2 separate regions of the Homo sapiens genome follow, and region 2 is linked to region 1. A link is an interaction called in ENCODE POLR2A ChIA-PET data of the cell type or tissue named here. Cell type or tissue: PC-9. All regions are shown on one strand. Links, peaks and the distances in the headings refer to the core of each region. The heading gives the core; the rest is flanking DNA. Region 1 has its middle 23 kb from the start of CLMP. Region 2 overlaps GRAMD1B (GRAM domain containing 1B).

Evidence for each region. ChIA-PET counts read pairs that join two places held together with the same protein. Peaks named below come from ENCODE experiments on the same cell type or tissue, not always from the same donor. Only the 100,000 strongest peaks of a DNase experiment are listed, where the experiment ranks them.
Region 2: POLR2A ChIA-PET joins it to region 1 with 10 read pairs; 2 of 35 experiments call an interaction of 5 or more read pairs at or near these places.

What each region holds. Positions count from the first base shown.
Region 1 is chr11:123,217,209-123,220,123 of GRCh38, forward strand. No RefSeq gene overlaps it. Among named protein-coding and RNA genes, the nearest start is that of CLMP, 23 kb to the left of the region's middle. RefSeq lists an enhancer at 1,838-2,338. In PC-9, for the core only: no CTCF peak of the experiment used is centred there; no DNase peak of the experiment used is centred there; H3K27ac peaks cover 1,375 bases.
Region 2 is chr11:123,547,605-123,550,519 of GRCh38, forward strand. The region is part of intron 2 of GRAMD1B (GRAM domain containing 1B); the gene reads left to right. Among named protein-coding and RNA genes, the nearest start is that of SCN3B, 110 kb to the right of the region's middle. In PC-9, for the core only: no CTCF peak of the experiment used is centred there; no DNase peak of the experiment used is centred there.

The sequences.
Region 1 (2,915 bases), core at 295-2,794:
ACAAATCCACACACACATTTTGGGAGGCCGAGGCAGGAAGATCACCTGAGGTTAGGAGTTTGAAACCAGCCTGGCCGACTTGGTGAAATTCTTTTTTTTTGTTTGTTTTTTTTGAGACAGAGTCTCGCTCTGTCTCCCAGGCTGGAGTGCAGTGGCGCGATCTCGGTTCACTGCAAGCTCTGCCTCCCGGGTTTTACGCCATTCTCCTGCCTTAGCCTCCCAAGTAGCTGGGACTACAGGCGTGCACCACCTACGCCCGGCTAATTTTTTTTGTATTTTTAGTAGAGATGGGGTTTCACCGTATTAGCCAGGATGGTCTCGAACTCCTGACCTTGTGATCCGCCCCCCTCGGCCTCCCAAAGTGCTGGGATTACAGGCGTGAGCCACCATGCCCGGCAACTTGGTGTAATTCTGTCTCTACTAAAAATACAAAAAATTAGCCAGGCGTAGTAGTGGGTGCCTGTAATCCCAGCTACTCACGAAGCTAAGGCAGGAGAATCGCTTGAACCCAGGAGGTGGAGGTTGCAGTGAGCCAAGATCACACTACTGCACTCCAGCTTGGGCGACAGAGGAAGACACCGTCTCAAAAACAAAAACAAAAAACAAAACAAACAACCCCCCCCCCCACCCTCACCCTCCAATATTAGTCATTACTCTGTAAAGGTTCCAGAAAAAGTTTGTTACATCCATTTTGGGTTTTCAATTTAGTATCATTGGAATTCGACTGGAATTCTAAAGGGTTAAAAGAAATCCTAGCATTTGACCTAAATACTCTTAGAAGGCTCTCTCTCTCTCTCTCTCTGGCAATGTTTAACACCTCAGAATGAAAATACATGAGCTCATTGGAATTGCTAGAAAAGGGCACGGCAGTTTTTCACACTTCTTTTGCCAGCAAGATAGCACTTTAATTTGAGCCTGATTTTTTTCTCACCCTGGAGGGGAGATGGGGTTACTCGTTGGGGCTCTGGGGCCTCCATTCTGCCTGCTTCTTTGGTGGGTATTAGCATGAGAAAACACAAGAGTAGTTTGACTTCCTATATTTTTCCAATGTTGCCTGAGAATCTGGGGCTCAAATTGCAGCATCAGGGAGTAAAATTATATGCCAGGGTCTCAAAGCCTTTGTCCATCACTTTCTCTCATCCTTATTCTTTATTAAAAGTCTTGCTAATTAAAAAAAAATCTAAGTTCAAAAGTTCAGATAAACTCCCTTAAGTCTGTGACCTGATTTTCTTCAGCTTGAATCGTGTTAGGTCCTGGATATGGAGTTTTTAGTTCTTCTTTATGATTTTGTTACAGGCATTTGAACCAGAGCAACTTCATTGTGGATAGCGGCTGGGTAAAATGAGGCTGAGACTTCCTGGGCTGCATTCCTAGGAGGTTAGGCATTCTTAGTCACAGGATGAGATAGGAGGTCAGCACAAGATACAGGTCATAAAGACCTTGATGATAAAGTGGGTTGCAGTAATGAAAGCCAGCCAAGACCCAAAACCAAGATGGCCATGAGAGAGACCTCTGGCCATCTTCACTGCTCATTATACGCTAATTATAATGCATTAGCATGCTAAAAGACACTCCCACCAACGCCATGACAGTTTATAGATGCCATGGTAACATCCGGAAGTTACCCTATGTGGTCTAAAAAGGGGAGGAACCCTCAGCTTCAGGAATTGCTCACCCCTTTCCCAGAAAACTCGTGAATAATCCACTCCTTGTTTAGCATATAATCAAGAAATAACTATAAGTATCCTTATAGCTTAAGCTTAAGCTGCTGCTCTGCTTATGGAGTAGCCACTGTTTTATTCCTTTATTTTCTTAATAAACTTGCTTTTGCTTTGCACTGTGGACTTGCCCCGAATTCTTTCTTGCACAAGATCCAAGAACCCTCTCTTGGGGTCTGGATCGGGACCCCTTTCCGGTAACAGTTTCTGGAGACACAGTGCTGTGTCAGATGAGAGCATGACGAGGTGGGTATGTTTTCATCAGCTGATTGCTGCAAAGAAAAACTTGCCAACTAACTGGGTCTGGGTCACTCTCTACTATAGTAGCAGCATAATTGCAATCTGATCGGCTAACCAGAGATTCCTGGTCTGCTTATTTTTCCTGGGTTTATTTGCCTCGGTGCTCTGAGACATCCATGTTATGTCTTTCTGTTTATACTCTTCTTGACCGAAACCTTAGAATATGAAGTAAGACGAAAGAAAGCCAGCTGGAGAAGCTGTCAGTTCAGCAGGTTTGGGCCATGGTCCCAAAAGACACTATTCCCTGAATCATGCCTGGTGTGACCCATTTCCTTCTGTCTGCCTGCTGCTCCATCCTCTGTGCTTGAGGCCCGGCTCTGTCCTCCAGCCAACACCAGGACGACTGGGTGTGTGGACCCTGACCCTTACAACCTGACTCACCACAGCTCTGCAGGGTGCCCTGAGAGCCCACAAGGCTCTGGGTGCTGGGGAGACAAATATTTAAAAGACAGGCACCCTGGCCTTGAGGAACTCTCAGAGGTTTGCCCTCAGCTCCTTTATTTGAAAGAGTGAACTTAACTGGGGCTCCCACCTTTGAGGAAATCTTACCAAGAATTTAAAGAAAGCCTAGAAGAGGCCAGGCGAGGTGGCTCATGCCTGTAATCCCAGCACTTTGGGAGGCCGAGGTGGGAGGATCGCTTGAGGCCAGGAGTTCAAGACCAGCCTGGCCAACATGGTGAAACCCTGTCTCTACTAAAAATAAAATAATAAAATAAAATAAAATAAAATAAAATAAAATAAAATAAAATAAAATAAAATAAAGCAAGCCCAGAAGAGAAATATGATCGATAACTTATAAGGTGGCCTCTGGTTCTTCTGAGAAGGTGAAGAAGAACTAGACATACTTAGGCAAAAAATAGCCACCTGCAGGAGAAAAGACAGCTTCCTTCCCCTGCC
Region 2 (2,915 bases), core at 93-2,592, 330 kb after region 1:
CTTCCCCTCTCTCTTCCTCCTCTGAGATACTCAAAATCCTGTTTACCTTAAGGCATCTCTCCTTTAGTCTAAACATGCCTAGTTACTTTACAGTTTTGCACAGGGCAGGGTTTTTAGACCCACACTGTCTTTATTTATCTTTGAACAATAGGCCTTGCCGAGTATGATGCTTTCTAGTTATGCCCCTTACTGACATCATCTGTGGTGGGATTAGTACATTCCTTCACTTGCTTCAGTTGACAAGGCCCACATGTGTTAATTATTCTTACAGTCATGTTGTAATTTTGGTCCATGCTGAGCTTTATGGCCTTCACCTGCTGGAAGTTAGACTTTCACACTCCTGCATTTGTAGAGGACAGGTCCTTGCCAAGGGTCAGGGGCTTATTCTGCAGTACTGCCTACCTCAGGCAGGCTCCGGCATCTGGGGTGGGTGCACAGCTGCATGATCCATAGTGTATGGACTGTAGGATGGGAATCAGATTTTGGTTAGGGCCATGTTATCAATGACGTGAGAAGAGATTGCAATGGGGGGTGAGGCACTGCTAGGATGTCATAGCTTGTGCCCGTGGGTGAGTCGGTGTCTGCAGCTTGTCATTTGGCTACTTTTATCCTTAGATCTCTTCTCTCCTGACTTGTTCCCTTCCAGTCCCCACTAGGTTTAAATTGGAAGAGTCAGGCTGTGCCAAAATATATATATATATATATATATATATATATATATACACACACACACACACACACACACATATATATATATATGTACACACACACACACACACACACCCAGACAGGACCTGGCAACCTCTCAAAGCAGTGTGGGCACAACTGCAGAAAGCCAGGCAACAGACAGCACTTCCTGGAGTCCATACCTCCATGCCATCCTATGGAAAGAGAAATAGGGGAAGTTCTCTGAGTACCTGCATGCAAGCACTCCTGATTGCCCTCTGGAGAGTCCAGGCTGAATTAAAGAGGAGCTGGATTCGATGCTTGAAAATTAATTGAATGCTTGAAATGAATATATATATATATGAGTCACTTTGTCACCCAGGTTGGAGTGCAGTGGTGCAATCATGGCTTACTGCAGCTGTGAACTCCTGAGCTCAGGTGATCCTCCCGACTCTGCCTTTGGAGTAGCTGGAACCTCAAACATGTGTCACCACATCTGGCTGATTTTTAATTTTTTAAATAGAATCTGGGTCTTGTCATGTTGCCTAGGCTGGTCTCAAACTGCTGAGTTCAAGAGATCCTCCTGCCACGACCTTCCAGAGCACTGGGATTATAGGCAAGAGCCACTGTGCCCAGCCAGCCAAAACTCTTTAATGAGGATTGGTTTAGCATTTAGAGAGAGAGCGAGCAAGCCTCCCATCTGCCCAGCACAGCCTCCCACCCCCTCATGGCAGTGTAGCTGTTCTTCTCTGAAGAGGCAGGAAGATGCTGGGGAAGGGAGAGGAGAGGTAGTTAGTTGGAGGTGATGAAATGGTCAGAAGAGAGAAAGGAGAAACAGGGCAGGGTTCGGCAGTGCACAGCCGGGTTGCTGGTCCCATTGGCTGTGGTCAGCATGGCTGCCTTCTCCTGCTTCACTTCCTATGGCCACAGAGCCCAATTTTTCTGCATCTTCTTAACACTTGCAGAGCTGTGAGATGAAGAATGATTGTGGGGGCCGGGCGCAGCAGCTCATGCCTGTAATCCCAGCACTTTGGGAGGCCGAGGTGGGTGGATCACGAGGTCAGGAGATCGAAACCATCCTGGCTAAGACGGTGAAACCATCTCTACTAAAAATACAAAAAATTAGCTGGCCATGGTGGCGGGTGCCTGTAGTCCCAGCTACTCGGGAAGCTGAGGCAGGAGAACGGCGTGAACCTGGGAGGCAGAGCTTGCAGTGAGCCGAGATCGTGCCACTGCCCTCCAGTCTAGGCGACAGAGTGAGACTCAGTCTCAAAAAAAAAAGAATGATTGTGGACCTTTAGGACAGGAAATGACCTACAGAGTCATCTAAGTCATCTTAGACCAACTCCTCCTTATAACAGATGGGGAAACTGAGGCCCAGAGAAAGGGTGAGCTACATCCATGGTCACGCAGCAGTGTCATGCCATCTGAGTGCTCATACTCTATGAATGCAGATGCTGTCTTAAAGAGTGGGTTTTGGATTGCAGCATGTCAGTAACTCCTCCCTTAGTCTGAACCCTCCTCTTTAAGAGTCAAGTGTATATTGCATCCCTAACCAGGAAAAGGCCTGTCTGGAAACAAATGCATGAGCAGCCCAGGTGCTGCCCTGGGGGAGGGTGACTGAGCAGGCTGACTGTCATGGTCGGACATGTATGGGAAAAATGGGCACCAAGAAAAGATGTCCATAGATGTGAATAATCCACATCGTAGGTACACCCAGACAGGACCTGGCAGCCTCTCAAAGCAGTGTGGGCCAACTGCAGAAAGCCAGGCACCAGACAGCACTTCCTGGAGTCCGTACCTCCGTGCCATCCTATGGAAAGAGAAATAGGGGAAGTTCTCTAAGTAACTCACATCCGTGAGCGCTCCTGATTGCCCTCTGGAGAGTCCAGGCTGAATTAAAGAGGAGCTGGATTCGATGCTTGAAAATGAATTCCGTGCTTTACTTTCCTCCTGGGTCTTGTGTCCTGACTGCTCCCATTGATCAACCTCTCGAGACATGTGGGCGTGAGGATGGGGGCCAGGAGGTAACAGCAGCCCAGGGCCCTTGCCTTGACTTCTTTGGTTTCTCATGACTCATCATGATCTCCTTCCCCCCAGACTCACACATGCATACTCACACTCAGACACACCCACACACACTGACACATACTCTCTCATGCACACTCACTCTGCCATTGTCTTTCTCACTAGCTCCCAGTGCAGCACAGGAACCTAACAATAGTGTTTTCACGCCGTGAGCCCTGCTA